Regions from separate parts of the Homo sapiens genome. Here all the other regions are linked to region 4. A link is a contact called in ENCODE Hi-C or POLR2A ChIA-PET data. All regions are on one chromosome and are shown on one strand. The core of a region is the stretch at or near the end of the contact, and the rest is flanking DNA. Distances in the headings are between cores, read along the strand shown. Region 1 holds the start of KRT6A (keratin 6A). Region 2 holds the start of ATG101 (autophagy related 101). Region 3 overlaps LOC124902934 (a long non-coding RNA gene). Region 4 holds the start of KRT86-AS2 (KRT86 antisense RNA 2).

The links. A loop is a pair of places that touch in the nucleus more often than their neighbours do. ChIA-PET counts read pairs that join two places held with the same protein, here RNA polymerase II (POLR2A). Pooled maps may share reads with other maps.
Region 1: POLR2A ChIA-PET joins it to region 4 with 24 read pairs in MCF 10A. The contact joins the promoter of KRT6A here to the promoter of KRT86-AS2 in region 4. A Hi-C loop is called at or near these places in 1 of 50 pooled maps. POLR2A ChIA-PET finds 5 or more read pairs at or near these places in 2 of 52 experiments (BJ and MCF 10A).
Region 2: a pooled map shows a loop between it and region 4 (2.9-fold over the local background). The contact joins the promoter of ATG101 here to the promoter of KRT86-AS2 in region 4. A Hi-C loop is called at or near these places in 1 of 50 pooled maps. POLR2A ChIA-PET finds 5 or more read pairs at or near these places in 3 of 52 experiments (A549, H1 and activated CD4-positive, alpha-beta T cell).
Region 3: a loop to region 4 is called in a map of sigmoid colon, with 2.8 times the contacts of the local background. The contact joins the enhancer-like site here to the promoter of KRT86-AS2 in region 4. A Hi-C loop is called at or near these places in 1 of 168 maps with a recorded cell type or tissue (sigmoid colon) and 5 of 50 pooled maps. POLR2A ChIA-PET finds 5 or more read pairs at or near these places in 3 of 52 experiments (Panc1, activated CD4-positive, alpha-beta T cell and naive thymus-derived CD8-positive, alpha-beta T cell).

What each region holds. Positions count from the first base shown.
Region 1 is chr12:52,491,607-52,496,686 of GRCh38, forward strand. It overlaps KRT6A (keratin 6A), which reads right to left and starts at 1,651. Exons shown (of 9, transcript NM_005554.4): 1 at 1,043-1,651; 2 at 1-130. The coding sequence starts at 1,582.
Region 2 is chr12:52,068,044-52,072,818 of GRCh38, forward strand. It overlaps ATG101 (autophagy related 101), which reads left to right and starts at 1,935. Exons shown (of 4, transcript NM_021934.5): 1 at 1,935-2,199; 2 at 2,311-2,440. RefSeq lists enhancers at 1,401-1,690, 1,568-2,283.
Region 3 is chr12:52,027,622-52,032,561 of GRCh38, forward strand. The region is part of intron 1 of LOC124902934 (a long non-coding RNA gene); the gene reads left to right. It also overlaps a transcript of NR4A1 not described here. Among named protein-coding and RNA genes, the nearest start is that of NR4A1, 21 kb to the right of the region's middle. Within about 2 kb of position 2,257, at least 7 of the 41 ENCODE cell types and tissues checked have a DNase peak (open chromatin) inside an H3K27ac peak, as active enhancers do.
Region 4 is chr12:52,277,009-52,282,342 of GRCh38, forward strand. It overlaps KRT86-AS2 (KRT86 antisense RNA 2), which reads right to left and starts at 2,148. Exons shown (of 2, transcript NR_199073.1): 1 at 1,933-2,148. All of the region lies in intron 2 of KRT86 (keratin 86), which reads left to right. RefSeq lists an enhancer at 3,069-4,268.

The DNA.
Region 1 (5,080 bases), core at 401-2,900, 210 kb after region 4:
GCCTCCTGAGGTTGTTGATGTACTGCTCGAACAACGGCTCCAGGTTCTGCCTCACAGTCTTGGTGCCCTGCTCCTGCAGCAGGGTCCACTTTGTTTCCAGAACCTTGTTCTGCTGCTCCAGGAACCGCACCTGAAAGAGAGACAAGATGATCATTTTCCAGGCAAGGGAAGGAAGAAAAAGTGTCTGGTATCCGGTTTCCTGGCAGGTCCGGGAGGTTCCCATGGTGCTGGGCTACTACAGTGCATGTAGAGAGGCTCAGGCTGAGCTCTGCTCCCCCAACCCCTTCTCCTTTGTACCCCACCAATCTCACTAGAGGAATTGTCCCACGGACCATTCAGGTGTTCTCACTCTCTAAGTTATTGGACATATTAATGAGTTTCAACATGTCTTTTCCTTCTTTTCCCAGCCAAAATTACAAACATAGTTATAAAATAGTATTCATCTGATAAATTTTACACAGTTTTTATTACTGATAGGACCTCAGTTAGAAGAGATGTTAAATGTTGCCCAATGATTTGATTCCCGTCTTATTTCCCATTTGTGCAAGTCTCTCCTCTAAAACATCCTGATGTTATGGTCATTCTTTGTTTTGAGGATTAATTAACATTTCCACATAACGTATAAACGTTTTAAGTCTTTTTTTTCTTAATCTAGCCAAAATATCCTTTCTTTTGTTTCCAATATTTTTTCCTCTTATCCAGACCCCAGAGTGTAATTTACCAGCCCGTGTACTCCTGGCATTTTCTTTGACGCTTCAAAGGGAAGAGTTAACCTACTCCATTCTCTGATGGCCTCATCTGTGCTTCAGGGTTATGAAAAGTTATGGTTCTCCCTAGGCAGGAGTGAGGGCCACTCCAGAGATCCCATGGGGGAGTGATGCCCATCCCTGCTGCTTGCTGGGCACCAGCAGCCATCTGCACTCTCTGCAGAGCTGGGCTGAGTCCTCTTCTCCCTCCCTCCTAGGTCTCCCTGGCAGGAAGGTGTTGCTCCTCTGGTCTGGGGACCCTGAAGTGCCCCATGGAGGGCATGGCACTGGCTCACCTTGTCGATGAAGGAGGCAAACTTGTTGTTGAGGGTCTTGATCTGTTCACGCTCCTCAGCCCGCACCCGCTGGATGGTGGGATCGATTTGCAGGTTGAGGGGAGTCAGGAGACTCTGGTTGACGGTGACCTCTTGGATGCCTCCAGGGGGGCACACAGGGAAGCCAGGGCCCCCAAAGCCACCAGCAAGGCCGGCTCCACCACCCAGACCAAAGCCAATGCCGGCTCCACCACCGAAACCAAATCCACTCCCGGCGCCACCAAAGCCATAGCTGCCTCCGGCTCTGCTGCCATAGCCGCCACTGATGGCACAGCTGCCCCCTCCAATGGAGATCCTCTTGGAGCCCCCCAGGCCATACAGACTGCGGCTGCCAAAGCCAGCTCCTCCACATGCACCACCCAGGCCACCACTGCCCCTGGAGCGGGACACGGAGACGCTGCTGAAGCCAGAGCGGCTGACCCCAGGGAGCCTGGCTGAGTTGGCACTGAAACCCCGGCGGCTGCTGCTGTGGCTCCTGATGGTGGTGGATGTGCTGGCCATGGTTCCAGGAGATGAGAGAGCTGAGGAGAGTGTGAGAGGCTGGAGGAGAGAGGGAAGAGAAGCAGGACTAGGAATCAGGCTCGGGGCAGCAGCTTATATATGGAGAGCATGGGCTGGGCCCAGTCCTGGAAGGTGAGCTTGCAGGTTGGGAAGGGCTGGGCTTTACCAACAGTGAGATCACACCCAGTTTCTAGAAAGGTATGAAATATGAAGATTGCTTTTTGGCTTCCTTTAGTCATAGAGAAATTCTCCTGCCTTCCAGCCTTGACTTGATCCTAACACAATAAGCCCGGGTATACATTCACTGAAGTCATGAGTTAGTCATGTCCTCAAACAAAGGAGACAAGGAGCTGATCTGTGATAATTGTCCCCTCCTTCTTCTTCATCAGACACTCCCTGTGTGCCCCCTTCCCACACAGGTTTTCTACTCCACTTGCACCAGCCTCACCCTCTGAGTGGGATCCTTCCTGAGGGCGTATGGGCATTTGCCCGATGGCCTGAGCAAGAAGTAGCCTGTTGTGTTTTTTCCACTGCATTTGGACCAGTTCTTCTGGAGCTCCTGGCTGTCCTCCCTTGTGTCCTGGACATAGGAACGGGGTCTGCTTTGGGGATCTAACCCTCCTTTGTCAGGCAAGAGGGACAGAGGAGTTGAGTCTTTACACTGTAGGAGCAACATTTGTTCTGTGTACTGTGTGATCACCTGCCCACATGCCGTTTACCTAAAATGAAGGGAGCAGACATTGCCCAGGGTGCTCAGAGACCTGACTTCTGCCAGGAGTTTCTTTCCATATCTGCACCTCTCTCTCCAGTGCTTGCTTTCCTATTGAGCTTAGTCTCATGTAAATCTGCCTTTCCAGTTGAAATTTATAGACACCTTCTCCCTGCTGTTTTGGAGCATTTACATAGAGCTTAATTTAAACAACGGAAAATGAGTGATATAAAAATCATTAAGGAATTCACTGGATTTTTATTCCCACAGATTTTGACATTTCTTAAGAATCAAGAGTCAGACAGTTTAATTGGGTGTGTAGGGAAAGTCAAGGGGCATATGGAAGCTGTGAATCATAAAATTGTGCCCTTACAAGTGTGATGATGTAACATGTCAATTCCACATTTTAATTTCTGATCTCAGTGCTTGAAATCTCAAATCCATATACACCTTCTGGGAGGGTGGGCAGGCTGACAAAGGTGAGTGTGCTTGGTTTACAGAGGAATGAGCTTCACTTCTCCAGTCCATGCATTAAGCACTGTGCATGAGGAGAATGGAGAGCAATCCTGGGCAATATTGTTCTGTGAGAACCTATGGATAAATGAGCAACCGCAGGAGGAAGAACAAACTCCCATGCTAAGAAGAGCCTCAGGAAAGCTCTTGTTACTATTTTAAAAGCAGTCCCATTTCTCCAACATTTGGAGGGGGGGACACAGCATCCAGGAGAACAGGGTGTTCCCTGTCTAAAGGAGGTGCTAACTCAGCGTCTGGCAAGAACGAGATACCTTCTCAAGACAACGGAAGCAGCTCCCCTCCCTCCACCCTGGTTGCACAATGGTTGACCAAGAATGTGCTTCCACCCAGTTCTGGGAAAGAAGTGTTCCTTCTGGTATGTGCTCCGACCCACTCTACTCTCTTGGGATAGAGGCTTTAGGCTTGGCATGAATGATGCTAGGATGGGTAAGAAGGGTTGGCAATTCAGGTGGGAGCTATATGCATTTACCCAGTGTCCTATGTCTGTGTCAATGTCCAATGTCCACGGCTGCTTTCACACTACAAAGACAGAGCTGAGTAGTTACAACAGAGATTGTATGCCCTGCAAAGCCTAAAATAGTCACTATTTGTCCCTTTAAAGAAAACATTTGCCAACCCCTGGTTAAGAGCATGGACTTTGGAGACAGAGGGCTCAGGTTCATGACCAAGCACCTGGGTGTCCCTCTGCACTTTCTTAAACCCTTTGTGCCTTGTTTTTACACCTGTAAACTGGGAGTGAACATAGCACCGGCCTCAAAGTGCTATTGTGAGGCTTCAGTGAGATAATTAATTGAAGGTCTTAGCAAGGCATCTGGCATATAATTTCTCACCGAAGGTAAGCTAATATTATCATAGGAAAGTATGAAGACATTTTGTATGTAGAGGCCCACAAGAAGCGTCAAGAACAGGGACACAAGTGCAGGGTATGTGTGTGGGGGAGGAGGGTGGTTCAGAGACCGGTAAGAGAAATGAAACCAACATTGCAGGCTTGTGCCACATTAGTAAGGACTTAGGAAGCCATGTATAGAGGTTTGCCCTGCTCCCAGATGCCACACAGAGCCGCAGAAGGCAGAAGAGCAACAGGATCAGAAGAGCAATTTGCAAGCTTGCAGCCACTCTGCTGAGCAGCAGCATGGGGCAGACAGAGCTCCGCCCAGTGGGGGAGGCAGCATGTTGTCTGAGTGATTGGAAGGAAAGGTGGTTGGAGAGAGGATCCAACCTCTGAGTTCTTGGCAGGAGCCCAGAAGACTGCTCTCCCTCTTATGGAGTCAGGTTCCCCTGCCCATCCTCTGCTGGGTCTCAGGCTGTTCTCTGGGGTACACACACAGGGGCAGCTGCTATTAACCAGCAGTGCCAACTGCATCAGTTCCTTTTTCACTAATGAGTTCCTGTCTTTTTAAGTGTGGGGGTGAACTCATCCCTGAATAAAATATGTAATGTAATTCATTTAGTCTATCAGAGGATGGTTTAACTTCAACATCTTATTCAATCTAGGCTTGGTGTGTGCATCAGACAGCACCAGCAATATAAAGTGCCATGTTTAATTTCCTGACACCAGTGTATCTCCTTTTGCTAAATTTATATGACATTCTCTTATATATCTACTAAGAGGTTTTTTAAAAAAATTCCCATTCCCAGCTGCCAGGCATGCTCTGGGAACCAAGTCCAGTGACCCCATAGAGTGAGGTCAGCTGGGAGGACTCATGAGAGGTGATGAAGGGCTTCTAAGACAGTGGAGGGGGAGTTAGAGAGGAGGGAATCCTGCTGCTGCCGGAAGATCTATTTCTGATTCCACTTCTTCCCAGGCCCCACCACCACTAAAAGGGGAAGTTTGCACCTGGCTCATTTGCCATTGATTGTCTATGTCTTTCTTTGTCCTGGTGTGGGAGGTGCCTGTTGTTCCTGGCCTGCTTTCAGACAGCTGCCCTAGGCTGGGCCCTGTTCTTTTCTCTCCTGTGAGTCCAGCCCTCTCTGCCTCTGAGTCTACCTCTGCCAGCGACCACCTATCCCAGGAGAGGGTCATGTTCATAGGCAGGCCACCCTATCTACCCTGGATGGTTATTCTCAGGTGAAACCTCTCTGGTGACCATGGCTCATGTCCCATGGTGGTGCCCAGAGGTGTTCTGTTTCCCTAGAAGAGCCGAGTGGGGAAGGCACAACCTTCATAAGAAGATTAGAACAAAGGGTGATGGTTCAGGCAACTATGTGAGAGAAACCAAAGCACGCAGGATGAGTAAGCAGGATGACAGCCAGCC
Region 2 (4,775 bases), core at 685-3,184, 210 kb before region 4:
ATCAGCTTTTTTTTTTTTTTTGAGACAGGGTTTCTCTCCGTTGCCCAGGCTGGAGTGCCGTGGTGCAGTCTCAGCTCATTGCAACCTCCACCTCCCAGGTTCAAGCAATTCTTCTGCCTCAGCCTCCCAAGTAGCTGGGATTACAGGTGCCTGACACCACACCTGGCTTTTTTTTTTTTTTTGTATTTTTGGTAGAGATGAGGTTTCACCATATTGGCCAGGCTGGTCTCAAACTCCTGACCTCGAGTGATCCATCAGCCTCGACCTCCCAAAGTACCGGGATTACAGGCATGAGCCATCACACCCGACTTTTTTTTTTTTTTCTTTTTGAGACAGGATCTTGTTTTGTCATTCAGCCTGCAATGCAGTGGCGTGATTATAGCTCACTGCAGCTTCAACCTCCTGGGCTCAGGTGATCCTCCACCTCAGCCTCTGAAGTAGCTGGGACTACAGGGGTACACCAACACGCCCAGCTAAATTTTTAATTTTTATTTTAAAGATGGGAGTCTCACTATGTCGACCAGGCTGGTCTTGAACCCCCGGCCCCAGGTGATGCTCTGTCCTAAGCCTTCCAAAATGTTGGGATCACAGGCGTGAGGCACCCCAATGGGCCAGAAAATGAGCATGGTAATCCCCAGCTAACACCTTAAGAATGCCTCCTGGCCGGTCGCGGTGGCTCACGCCTGTAATCCCAGCACTTTGGGAGGCCGAGGCGGGCAGATCACGAGGTCAGGATATCGAGACCATCCTGGCTAACACGGTGAAAACCCGTCTCTACTAAAAAAAATACAAAAAAAATTAGCCGGGCGTGGTGGTGGGCGCCTGTAGTCCCAGCTACTCGGGAGGCTGAGGCAGGAGAATGACGTGAACCCAGGAGGCGGAGCTTGCAGTGAGCCGAGATAGCGCCACTGCACTCCAGCCTGGGCGACAGAGCGAGACGCCGTCTCAAAAAAAAAAAAAAAAAAAAAAAAAAAAAAAATACTGCCTCCTATTGGAGGTGGGTGCATTAACCGAGCTCTCGAAGCCCTGTCTGCTCTGGGCTTACAATCTACATGGAGAACCAAATGCGCTCCAGGAAGTTACACAGCACTAAAAATACACTTGTATTCATATTAGACTTTACAGGTCACAGAAATCTTTCATATGAGTTATCTCCTGTGATCCTCACAACAGCCACCTGTTTATAGAGAGCATCAGAAAGGATGAGTGATGTTGAGGGTCACGCAGAGAAGCAATGGCCGAATTACTAGCCTCCGAAGGACTGTCACCAGATTGGTCACCATGGGGTATCAAGTAGTGCTGCTGCATAAAGGCAACACTGAGAGATGAAGCCCCTTTCTCCAGCATCTGTGTGGGTGGAGGGCCAGGGATCCCGTCTGTTACGCACATTCAACAAACTCAAGTTTTGCCATCCACTGGGCGTCCTGCAGTACAGCGGTGTGGGCTCATCTCCAGGACCTCTCTCTACGGGGTACGCCCCTCATCTTGCGGTGATCAGTGTTCCTTCCAGACCTCTCAGTCCGGACTGAGTTGGGCACCGCGTCAGCGTCTCCCGGCCAGGCTCGCCGCCGATGACTCCGCTCGGCCTAGGGAGGCGGCCGAGAGCCCGTAGGGCTCCTCCTTCCCTCCAGTCTCTATGGCGGAAGTGAGTTGTACGGGCCGAAACACCACAGCGTTCTCGGTGGTGGGCTGAATGGACTCGTCCACATGAGGGGGATCTTCATCACCATCAACTCTTAAAATCCGAGACATAACCACGAAAGGAGCAGCCCCCAGATCAGAGAGCAACGCATGACTATCTGCGTGTGCTTCTGTGACTACGCGGATGTTGTGGGCGGCTACATGCGTGCGGGGGCCCGGCGAGCTGGGCAGGTGCCCCCTCCGGGGCCGTGGGATCTGGTGAGCTTCCCGGCGCGCGGGGGGCGGTGCGGCTTCCGGTCCCGGCTCAGCCTCCGACCCAGGTGGTCTGGAGCCTGCCGGGAGAGTGGTGGCATCTGAGAGGCTGGTCGTGGACTGTGGTTGGGGGAGGTGGGAGCTGTTTTAACCGTGTGCCCCCTCTCCTGTGCCGGCGTGGGCATCCCCCGGGGCAGTGGAACGCGGGCGCTCCTCCAGCTTCCGAGTCCAGCCAGCCTGGGCGCGGGGCGCCGCCCCCGAGACACCCGAGGAGTCCGTTCCTCCCTGGTTACGTGGACTGTGGAGGTTCGCGCGTAGTGGCGGCGGGGGATACGGGACCCGGGCGGGAATTCCTTCCTGCGTCCGTCCCGAGTCTCTTGATATGGAGCCAAGTAAGTTTTCTGGTTTTGCTTTTAGCTGGTCTCTTGTGGCTCAGCGCCGTGCGGAGGTTGAAGCGTACCTGCGGAGGTCGCACCAGGGCGTGAGGAGGAGGAGGAAGGGCATGAGCCGAGCTTGAGGAATCCGTGCTCCAAACTCTACACTCAAGGTGGGAATGGGCGCACCCTGTGCTCCAGCCAGGCTTGAGAAGGCGGCTGTTAGCCTCTGCCACTCGGGGGGACAAGAGGGACGAGACTTTCCAGACCCTACTCTGGTGGGCCCTGCTTGCTCACTGCTCACTGTGTGGGGCAGGGGACAACAAGGTTTTCACAGACCAAATGTGGCAGCTGTGGGAAGGAGAATGGGGTTGGTCAGGACTGACTTCTTGGAGGAGTGGATCCTAAAATAGCACGTAGAATGAGGGAGGAGCCCAGGCTTGGGGCACAAGTGAGATGTGTGGCTTGTGTGAACGATTGCGGGGGACACAAGAGGGAGAAGTCGTGGAAGAAAGGGAGCCGGACCAGAGCCGGGAGTCTCTAGATGGGAAGAAAACTGCTGGATGGAGTAAAACTGGAGGGCAAAACGAGCAAGAGAGCCCTTCTCCTTCTTGATCCAAGCATGTAGGAGAAACTAATCCAGCAACCCCTGGAAGAACCTGGAATTCCTGGGTTGGGCTCAATTGAGCAGTTGTTTTGTAGAAGGTACTAGGAATTACCATTATAGTGATGAATGGAATATAGTCTCTGCCCTATAAGCAGAATATAGGAATTGTTTGCCTAGTGGTAGAGACAAAAACAAAACGTGATGGTGCTTGATAGTACAGGTAGACGCGAGCTGATCGCCAGCTGAGAGGCAGAGCTGGCCTGATCTCTGTGCGGTCCACAGACCGTTGCCCTGTATCCTGTGCTGAGCAACAGTTTAAAAGGGGCAGACACAAACTGAAATATACTTTTTATATTCACCATCTGTCAACCAGATGAGTGAAATATACTTAGAGGAGAGCTGCTAGGATTCCATGCAGATAAGATGTGATGTGGAACAGACATGTTTTTGAGGACTGGGGACCTTCAGCCTGTAGAAGGGGTGAGGGGGTGGTGGAATAGCTGCCCCTAAATAAAAACTCACTTGTGGAAAAGAGGTGAGACTTATTTTGTGTGGCTTTGGGTACCAAAACTAAAACTAAAAGTGGTTTGAAGCACTAAGAGACAGATTCTTCAGCAGAAAGAATAACTGGACTGGGTGCGGTAATCCCAGCACTTTGGGAGGCCGAGGCGGGTGGATCTCTTGAGCTCAGGAGTTCGAGACCAGCCTGGGTAACATGGCAAAACCCTTTCTTTACCAAAAATACAAAAAATTAGCCAGGTGTGGTGGTGTTCGCCTGTGTTCCCAGCTGCTTGGGAGGCTGGGATGGGAGCCTGGGAGGCAGAAGTTGCAGTGAGTAGAGATTGTGTCACTGTATTGCAGCCTGGGTGATGGAGTGAGACCCCATTTCATAAATAAAATAAATAAATAAATCAGAATAACTGAATAGAACTTCCTGAACATTGACTGGTTGTTGTGAGAGCTAGTGAATTCCCAGTCAGGGGAGGTTTGCAAGCTGAATACTCTGAGTTATAAGGAACTTGAAGCTCCCTCTCCCTCTGGGCATGTATTTAGTTATTATGTTCTAGTTCTCAAGTCTCTTGTTCTCTCCTTCCTACTCTCTCTACCACTGCTGTGTTATAGCCTTGCATCATCTCTTGGCAGTAACAATGTAATAATGAATTATAGCAGCTAATACTTAGTGGATATTTACCATTTGTCAGGTACTTATTTAAGTGTTTTATACATGCTAGCTCATTCAGCCCTCAACCCTTTCAAGGTAGCCATTATTATCTCTTTTGTATATGTGGCAGATAGGTGTTAAGCAGCTTGCCCAAGATCATGAGCATGGAGCAAGTGGCAGAGCTGGGGTTCCATTCCAGGTTGTCTGGCTTTCAAGTCATCGTTTTCAACCACTATTCTACTGTATTTTACATGTGTTACCTTAATTCTCACTACTATCCCCATTTACAGATAAGAAGTTCAGAGAGGTTGAGTGATTCGCTTAAGGTCATAGAGCAAGATGTAGATGAGGTGGGATTCAAACCCAGGACTGTAGGACATGAAAAACCGCCCACACCTGATTATGCTGCTTCTGTAACTACATCTACTGTAGTGGTCTTTAACTGACTTCCGTGCCCAGCCTTTGTGCCTTAAATCCACAAGTTTTTACCCTGGAGTCTGTGGATGTGGGTGTCTCTAGAAATAGGTGAGATTTGGTATATGTGTGTGTGTGAGAGTCATGTTTTTAAAGCCCAGTCTTCATGGCTTCATTCACTTCTCAGAGCAGTTTGTGACCCCAATACGGTTTAGAGCCATTCTTTGCCCTTTAGCCAAAGGTACTTGTCTTTTTTTTTTTAAATTTATTTTATTACTTTGTATTTTTGTTTTTTTTGAGACAGGGTCTCGCTTTGTCACTCAGG
Region 3 (4,940 bases), core at 1,007-3,506, 250 kb before region 4:
GAGGAGCCTGAGAAACTCGGGGTGCACGTGGGGGCTGCAGGTGTCATTCCAGGGCTGCACTCCACCCACATCCCCATGCCTCCTGTTTCACGGCCCACTCTGTTACTGAACTGGTGGCCCTGGGCACAGGGGGGCACCCACACACTCTGATGCCCACTGCAGAGGGCAGAGCCACACACCCCTCCAGGGACTAGGCACATACACCCTTACTTCTGAGAGTAACGTGGCTAGGCTCAGGAGTGTAGGAGGGCGTTCTCCCAGCATATGGTGATCATATGTTAAGAATTATTATTATGTTGGTCAGGTGCGGTGGCTCACACCTGTAATTCTAGCACTTTTAGAGGCTGAGGTGGGAGGATTGCTTGAGTCCAGGAGTTTGAGACCAGCCTGGGCAACATGATGAAATCCTGTCTCTACAAAAAATACAAAAATTAGCCGGGCGTGGTGGCATGTGCCTTTAGTCCCAGCTACTCGGGAGTTTGAGATGGGAGGATCGCTTGAGCCCAGGAGGTTGAGGCTGCAGTGAGCCAAGATTGTGCCACTACACTCCAGTCTGGGTGACAAAGTGAGACCCTGTCTCCAAAAAAAAAAAAAAAAAAAAAAAAAAAGAAGAGAGAAGTATGAATGATTATGGCCATGCCAATTCTGTGCCTTTAAGATACCTGCTTAAGGGGCCGGGAGCAGTGGCTCACGCCTGTAATCCCAGCACTTTGGGAGGCTGATGCAGGCAGATCATGAGGTCAAGTGATCGAGACCATCCTGGCCAACATAGTGAAACCCCGTCTTTACTAAAAATACAAAAATTAGCTGGGCGTGGTGGCTCATGCCTGTAGTCCCAGCAACTTGGGAGGCTGAGGCAGGAGACTTGCTTGAACCCAGGAGGCGGAGGTTGCAGTGAGCTGAGATTGAGCCACTGCACTCCAGCCTCGTGACAGAGCAAGACTCCGTCTCAAACAAAACAAAAAAACAAAAAAGATACCTGCTTAAAAGACAAAAAGACCAGGCCAGGCGCGGTAGCTCATGCCTGTAATCCCAGCACTTTGGGAGGCCGAGGTGGGTGGATTACGAGGTCAGGAGTTCAAGACCAGCCTGGCCAAGATGGTGAAACCCCGTCTCTACTAAAAATACAAAAATTAGCTGGGCGTGGTGGTGGGCGCTTGTAATCCCAGCTACTTGGGAGGCTGAAGCAGAGAATTACTTGAACCCGGGAAGCGGAGGTTGCAGTGAGCCAAGATGGTGCCACTGCACTCCAGCCTGGGTGACAAAGCGAGACTCCATTTTAAAAAACAAAAACAAAAACAAAAACAAAAAGACCAAAATTCAACTTCTCCCTAAAAATATTAATGCTTTAAGTGAAATTATCTCTCTAGTATTCCCCAAATCCTTTAGTGGAATAGGCATAATAGGCACTCCCAGGGAGCTAGGACCTGTTTACTCTGATTCCAGGACCTTCTGACAGGTGGGAAGCCCCCAGCTGGAGAAGTGTGGGACATTTTCTAAAAGAGCAGTGGAAAGTGAGTGAGTTGCCCCATCTGCCTGACCACAGATTGCCTGTCCAATGACAGGAGGGACGCATACATGCACACACACTCCACCTCTCTCCTTGGTGCTCAGATGTGGGGGCAGAATTCCCCTCCAAACGCCTGCAGCAGCATTCCCTGAAGACCCTGCCTGTGCCCAGACCCTGCCCATGACTTTGCACCCTCCTTGTGTGCCTGTGGGTCCTGCAGTTCTGAGCCCATGGCCAAGGCACAGGGGAAACAGGCCCCTAATGTACTCCAGAGACGGCCGGTGTGGTGGCCCACACCTGTAATCCAACATTTTGGGAGGCTGAGGTGGGTGGATTGCTTGAGCTCAGGAGTTTGAGACCAGCCTGGGCAACAGAGTGAAACCCCGTCTCTACAAAACATACAAAAATTAGCCAGGCATGGTGGCATACACCTGTAGTCCCAGCTACTTGGGAGGCAAAAGTGGGAGGATCACTTGAGCCAGGGAGGCTGAGGCTGCAATGAGCTATGGTTGCATCACTGCATTCAAGCCTGGGCAACAGAATGAGACCCTGTCTCAAAAAACAAAAACCACACACACACAAGACAGAACACCAGAGAGCTAAGGAATACCTACCCCTCTGCCATATAAACCTGTGTGGGGAAGGGCTTGGCTTCCTTCAGTTCCCTCCCGCCTGCCTCATGTCTCTCCAGGCACTCTCCCTTGAGGGTTGTCACCGGTAACCAGAGCTGGCTCCCCTGGTGAGAGCAGGAGCAGCGTTACTTAGCAACAGGCACAGCACACAAAATCCAGCTAATCTGGGCTGCCCCAGTGGCCAGCCCTCCTACAGCCCTCAGGGCGGTGGCTGCTGGCCAGCAGCACACCCCTAGAAGTGGACACTTATAAACTTCTGCATCTTTCTACCCCAGCAAACCCTAAGTTCCAGCTTGGGCAAGAAGGACTCTTGCACACAAAGGCACAAAGACATGGGCAGGGTGTGGGCACAGGCAAGGTCTTCAGGGAATGCTGCTGCAGGGGCATTTTCTCCGCCCTCCCTGTCCCTCTCCCCTTCCTTAGGCCCTGTCTCCCTTCACAGTATCTACAGAACTCTCTGAGGCGGGGGTCCCAGCTCTGCAGCAAGCCATGAAATGAAGGGCAAATCCCTTCACCTCTGGGTAGCTCAACTTCTCTGGGAAGCAATAACATAGCAGCTCAGTGTAAGGACTTTGAGGCCACACTGGTCTGGATGCAAATCCATGCTCTGCTACTTCTCAGCTGTGTGACACTGGACATGTTTACTTAACCTTTTATTTATTTTTTATTTTGTATTATTTTTTGAGACGGAGTCTTGCTCTGCTGCCCAGGTTGGAGTGTAGTGGTGCAATCTTCGCTAACTGCAACCTCCACCTCTCAGGTTCAAGTGGTTCTCCTGCCTCAGCCTCCTGAGTAGCTGGGATTACAGGCATAGGCCACCATGCTGGGCTAATTTTTGTATTTTTAGTAGAGACGGGGTTTCATTATGTTGGCCAGTCTGGTCTCGAACTCCTGACCTCATGTGATCCGCCTGCCTTGGCCTCCCAAAGTGCTGGGATTACAGGCGCGAGCCACCACACCTGGCCTACTTAACCTTTTAGAGCCTCAGTTTCCTCAATACTAAAATAGTGCCCACCTTAGATGGCTGCTGAAAGAAGAGACAAAGGAAAAAAGTCATCGGCACAGAGTCTGGCACAAGGGCCTGTGGATTGGGCTGAGTGCTCCTCTCGCGCATCCCCAGCTCTGTCCCCCTTAGTCACTGGCCTCCAGCCACTTGCCTTACTCTGCTGCTCTAACAAGCTGGCACTCTTTCATTACTGTTTCCTCTCCCTGCAACTTATCCCTTTCCCCTAACTCTCCACCGACAAACTCCCCTCAGTTTATTTATTTTGAGATAGGGTCTCACTCTGTCGCCCAGGCTGGAGTGCAGTGGTGCTGTCACAGCTCGCTACAGCCTCAGACTCCTGGGCTCAAGTGATTCTCTCACCTCCGCCCTGAAGTAGCTGGGACCATAGTCCCGTAACACCAAGCAGGCTATTTTTTAATTATTATTATTACTTTTAGTAGAAACAAAGTCTCCCTTACGTTGCCCAGGCTGGTCTCAAACTCCTGAGCTCAAATGATCCTCCCATCTCGGCCTCCCAAAGTGCTGAGATTACAGGCATGAGCCTCCAGTGGTGCCCAGCCTTCCCTCAGTTTAAAAGCTACTTCCCGCCAGGCACAGTGGCTCACGCCTGTAATCTCAACACTTTGGGAGGCCGAGGCGGGCAGATCACATGAGGTCAGGAGTGTGAGACCAGCCTGGCCCACATGGTGAAACCCCATCTCTACTAAAAATACAAAAATTAGCCAGGTTTGGTGGCATGCGCCTGTAATCCCAGCTACTCATGAGGCTGAGGTAGGAGAATGGCTTGAACCTGGGAGGCAGAGGTTGCAGTGAGCCGAGATCATGCTACTGCACTCCAGCCTGGGTGACAGAGTGAGACTCCGTCTCAAAACAAACAAACAAACAAATAAAAAAGCTACTTCCTTGGAGAAGCTTTCTCTTATCCATCCCTTGCGAAAATTACAGCTGCCTGTTAAATATCTCACTGACATCCTCCATTTCATTTTCTCTTTATGGTTGTGATGGTTAATTTTTTTTTTTTTTTTTTTGAGACGGAGTCTCGCTCTGTTGCCCAGGCTGGAGCGCAGTGACGCAATCTCAGCTCACTGCAACCTTCGGCTCACTGCAATTTCCGTCTCCTGGGTTCAAGCAATTCTCCTACCTCAGCCTCCGGAGTAGCTGGGATTACAGGTGCCCGCCACCACGCCCAGCTAATTTTGTATTTTTAGTAGAGACGGGGTTTCACCATGTTGGTCAGGCAGGTCTGGAACTCCCGGCCTCAAGTGATCCGCCCGCCTCGGCCTCCCAAAGTGCTGGGATTACAGGCTTGAGCCACCGTGATGGTTAATTTTAAGTGTCAACTTGACTGGGCTAAGGGATGCTCAAATAGCTGGTAAAATGTTATTTCTAGGTGTATTTGTGAGGCTGTTTCTGGAAGAGATTAGTATTTGAATCAGTAGACTGAGTAAAGAAGACCGCCCTCACCGCTATGGGCAGGCATAATTTAATCTGTTAAGGACCTGAATAGAATAAAAAGGCAGAGGAAGGGCAAATTTGCTCTTCTTTGAGGTGGGACACCATATTTTCCCTGCTTCAGACATCCATGCTCTGATTCTTGCACCTTCAGACGCGGACTGGAACTACTCCAGCTTGCGGAGGGCAGATCCTGGGTACTTCTCAGCGTCCATAATCATGGGAGCTAATGCCTCATAATAAATCTTTTTCTATATCTCTGTATATCCATCCTATTGGTTCTGTTTCTCTGGAGAACGCTGGCTAACACCATGGCACTTACTGCTTATGTGCAAGATTG
Region 4 (5,334 bases), core at 898-3,397:
GCCATCATGGTCAGGGTCCCACCAGCCACAGCTGTTCTGGTTCCCCAAGCAGCAAATACACTTCACCAAGGTCTTATTATTTTTCCTCCTGAAGAGTATAAACTCTAGGTTCCCGTGAGGAATGGATATTCTTCTTGCTAGTTTTCCTTAGGAAACAATAACCACAGCATTACATGCCAAAGAGCATTGGATGCTTCTGGGATCCTGGCTCATATTAGGAGTTTCTCCATACTAGACGTAAAAGGCTCTCTCTCAGCCATCCTAGATAGCCGGTTTCAAATCTTCACCCTGAAGGTAGACAGGTGGGCAGGTTCTTTTCATCTTGCCATACAGACAAACAAACACAAGTTTTGGAACAGGTGTGCTCACTCCTTGCAACCATGGACAATCTCCAATCCCTCATTGGCTCTGCAGCCTCAGAGCAAGGTCTGGATCCTTAAGGGGGAAGGAGTGAGGGCCAATAATGTCCTTCTGTCCTTGGTCTACCCTTCGCTCCCTACGCCCTGTGAACTAGAGGAAGTCAAGGACCCGCCAGCTCTGCAGGAGGAGGGTGGCTCTGGCAGCACCAAGGGCAAGCTGGCTTGGCTGGAGGCTGCCCTGCAGCGAGCTAAGCAGGATGTGATGTAGCAGCTGTGTGAGTACTGAGAGCTGTGATCGTCAAGTGGGGCCTGGACTTTGAGATTGCTGCCTGCCACAAGCTGCTGGAGGGTGAAGAGAGTGGATGATGGGTCAGCTGGGAAGTGCTTCAGATGTGGCTGCAGTGAGGAGTGCAGGGGCACAGGGCAGCACCACGCTCATCAGCCAGGGAAGGGTGGAGAGAGATGACCTAGGTATCCAGGAACTCGTTCCTCTAGAGCTAGGTTTCTCTCACCATCTTACAGCCCTTTGAACAAAAAGTTCTAGCTGATGTGTACTTTTGGCACCTGGGACGGGGTGACCCATAGTCATCCACCCCAGTATCAGAGACCAGGGGCCGGTTTGTCCATGGAGACAGCTGCAGGGACCAAGGCCTAGCCAGTGGGAATAAGGTCTCTGTGTGAAGTGCCTTCTTCTCAACTCTGCCCCTCTCCCCAGGCCTGGGGAAGGTGGGGTTACATGACCAGGTGGGGCTTGGCTTTCAACTCAGTAGACAACAGTAGGAGACAAGGGCTGTCACCAGGCTAGGGGAGGGAGGGGGAACTGATCACCCATGCCACAGGCATATTGCATTGATCACCTCCTTTAACACCTCACAAAACCCTGGCAGGGAGGTCCTATTATCCCCATTTTACAGATGAGGGGTAAGTTTCAGAGAGGTTAAGTGACAGCTTTAGGGACACACACTAGTCTTCAGATTATGGAGCTACCTGCTCTGGGGTCTCCTGTAGAGGTTTAAAATGTTCCCTCACGGTCTCACCTTCCAAGATCAAGTCAGGCCAAAGAAAGTGTAGTTTTTTTTTTTTTTTTTTTGGTCTTCTCTTTCCTCCAAAAAGTCATCAACAAAAGTGAGTTATATGAATTTAAGGCAGGAGTGATCAGAGAGCGCCAGGGAGCTTGCAGGGTGGAAGGACTGCTGTCTGGGAGGGTCAGGAGTGTGTGTCCTGGGGAATGCAGAATACCAAACCTAGTAGACAGATGGACTCACCTGCTTCCTTCTTTCCGCTGGCTTGGTCTGGGATTTGGGGCAAGGAGCATCAGTAAGTAAACAGTAGGCTGGCATGGTCGGATCTTATCTTATTATCTTATTCTCCTTATTCCCTCCTTCCCCGTCCACACCTTGGCGTGCCTCCTCTTGAGAAGGCAGAAGGGCTGTGTTTCTGTTCCTGTGTCTGTGACAGCTCCCTCTGTGCCTCTCCTTTTGTCGGGGGCTATTTCTTCTCTCGGGGGTGACTGCGTTTGCGTGTGTGGGGAAGGGGGTCCTGTGGTCTGTTCTCTGGGGAGAGGTCTGTTTACCTGTTCCTTTCGGGGAGTTTGTACATCTGTCTCCTGGTGGGGAGGAGGGTCTGTGTATCTGGAGGAGATGTCTGCAAGTCTGTCTTCTGGGGCTTGGGGTGGGGGGAGGAAGGGCTTTCCTCCCTCGGACAGTCGTCCTCCGTTCAGCCGGGCTCCGCCTGCCTGCTCCAGCCCCGAGCAGGCTCCGGCGCCCTGGAGACGAGCGCCCCTGGCGGCGGCTACGCGCTCTGCGGCTCTCCCGGCTGTGTCCGTGGGCTTTAGCTACACAGCTCCCGCAGATGTTGAACCCTTCCCGCCTCCCTCCGGAGAAGACAAGGAACCCTCAGCTTCTGCCCTAAAGACTTAGCCCTCTTGTGTCAGATGCCCCCTCCCATAGAGCTGACCCCACATCATCTTTCCTTTTTGCCTCCCACACCGGGACGTGAGGCGTTGGAGCACAGCTTACAGGACTATGACTGACCATCCCCAGTGCAGATGGCCTGGACGCTGGTGCCATTGGGTAGAGGTGGCCAGCTTACCTGGACCAAGAACCCTGCCCCTCTGAACTGTTCCCACCCCTTCTTTCCAGGGACTTCTCTGCAATAAAAAGTTGTGGAGTGGTCTGAGCTGCCAGGAGTTTAAACCCGGATTCTCCAGGCCATTCCCAGAGCACAGACAAACCTGGCTGCGGTGGAGGGGTCAGGGCGAGAACAGTACCAGGAAGCAACCTCCTCCCCTCCTGCTGTGAGGGTCTATGTGACTTAAGTATATGATGATTCGATATTATAGAACCAGAGTCTTTAGGATGGGGAGCCCGGAGTCCATGGGGAAAGCGAGAGAAAGGGTTCATTCATGCAGAAGAGTCTAGCCTGGGGCCCATAGCTTCTGGGCAGCAGAGCTGAGAATTCCATTCTCCATCCATCCATTCACTCTACACATACTTACTGAATGGCCTCATAGTGCTTGGTTCAGGGGACAGGATGGTGAGGAAGACACTCTAGGATTCCTGGAGATGAGGTTCTGGGTAGGGAGGTGGGCCATAGACGAGGAAACCGAGCAGAAACAGAAAAGGGTGAGATGGGGATTGGGCCAGTGCCTTCTATCACCCTGATGGGGCATTTGAAGACAGGTGGCCCTTGCAGATGGGGGCTGGAGAGAGATGAACACAATTGGGTGGCCCAAGCTTGGGTTCTGGTTTAACACACAATTGGGCCACCGAGTTGTGTTAATATGATCTGGTGGCGGGCAGAGGAACAACACACTATGGTGGAGGAAATTGTGGGCTGTGAAATCAGACGGAGGCTCCAGCTCTGTCTCTACTTCAGATCCAGGGTGTAAGTTGGTCCGAGTTTTTACAAGGCATTGGATTTTGGTGGTCGGAAGATAGAGTGGGGTGGCTAGATAAAGGCTGGATTTCTGGGTTCTTTCCCTGCCACACAGACCCAAGAGAAGCTTCTGTACAGTGAGCCCACATTCCTTTCTATTGCATGAAATTACATCATCAATGCAACAATAGTTTCTGCTTTCTATGTCCCTGGGTGGGGCTGAAGTGCGTCATTGGCCAGAGGCTTGGGCTTTACTTTTTAAGGCACTCTAGTGCCAGAGTGTCTGCTGTGTTCTTCTGGGTGCCTGCCCAGAGGACAGGTATCCAAAAGGCCCTCTTCTTGTGTAAACAGAAAAGTCTCATGCAAGAGGAATGGGACTGAAACTTGGCTAGCCGGATGCCACCCTCCTGAGGGGTAGGGGGCATGACCCCACTGGGCTCACACATCAGCCCTGGTTGATAAATACTGACCTGCCAACACTCGCAAATGCAAACAAGCTGCCTGAAGATTCTTTCAAGATTCTTTAGTCCAGCTCTGTGCTCCTTGCATTTTGCTAGGGGATCATGAGATTCTCTGCTATTCAAGCCCAATTTTCTCCAGCTCCTGCTATGATGATCATGTCAACAAGGGAACTTTGTGGGAATTGTAGGCAGGATCTAGGATGTACATTCTGCAACCTGCGTCACTCAGGACTGTTGCTCACATTTTCCCTTTTCAAATACCGAACCTGGACTTGCCTGATGTCAATCCAGAAGATCCCCAGGGCTTTGGGGTCAGGTTTGAGTTTCTTCCTGGGCCAGGGCCCTGTGGATCACAAGCAATGTTTGTGGTTTGGAGACTAATTCCCTGAGAGGCTCCCCTGGCCATGGGCCACATTCCAGACTGGGGTGGGAGGAAACTGCCCAGTGCATTTATGGAGAGTCATTCCCCAGCCCATTTATAAGCTTTGTGAGTCGGGTGGCTTCTGAAGGGAGGAGGGCTGTCCTCAGTTCAGTCATTGCTTCTCAGCAGAAGGGCACTATAAGGTGTGAGTCCTCTGTTGGCTCTGCATGCCTGCCTCACACTCCGTTGTATTTAAACATGTCAGATGCTAACTTGGCTGTGGTCATGTCTCTATCTGAGCCCCAGGAGGGCAGTGAAGGTCTCATCCATCCTCAGGGTCTGCCACAGAGTAGATGTGATGGGGTTGAGGCTGCATGGTCCTGGTTGGTGTGTCCTGTCCTGAGATGTATTGGGCCCTGTTTTTGACCATTGGCATGTGGCATTCTGCATAACCCCTTGGAAGTCTCTTGTGGAGTCTAAATGCAGTCCTTCCTGCTGTGATTTCAGCTGTAAGAGATCAACCAGACCAGCCTGGAGTAAGGAAGGAAGGGCCTTGATCCTGTTCCCAGTCTTATTCTTACCTTGTCCAAACTCTTCACCTGTTTCTGGGCCTCAGTCCTGCCCTCCTCTAGATCTAAATTGTGAAGATTCTTTTTTTCCTTCTTATTTAATTTTAAATTTATTTTTGTAGTGATGAAGTCTTGCTCTATCACCCAGGCTAGAGTGCAGTGGCAGGATTATAGCTCACTGCAGCCTCAACCTCCTGGGCTGAAGCGATCCTCCTGCCTCAACCTCCTCAGTAGCTGGGACTACAGGCACATGCCTCCACGCTCTGCTAATTAAAAAAAAAGTTTTGTAGAGATGGGGTCTCACCATACTGCCCAGGCTGGTCTCAAACTCTTGGCCTCAAGCAATCCTCCTGCCTCAGCCTCCCAAAGTGCTGGGATTACAGATGTGAGCCACTGTGCTTGGCTTTCTTTTTCCTTGTTTTCTTCCCTACTTAGTCCCTCTGAGCCAAAGGTTAGCTGCAAAATAGAGTAACTATCAGAGGGTTGTTTGAGAAAAGGTATTGCTGCATGTAAAGTGCTTAAAGCATAGGAAGTTATGTAAGTGTAACTATTATTTCACTTACTGGAATTCTTTAGAAGGTTTTTGAGCCCCCTGAAACAATTTTTTTTTTTTTTGAGACAAAGCCTTGCTCTGTCGCCCAGGCTGGACTGCAGTGGCGCAATCTTGGCTCACTGCAAGCTCCGCCTCCCGGGTTCACACCATTCTT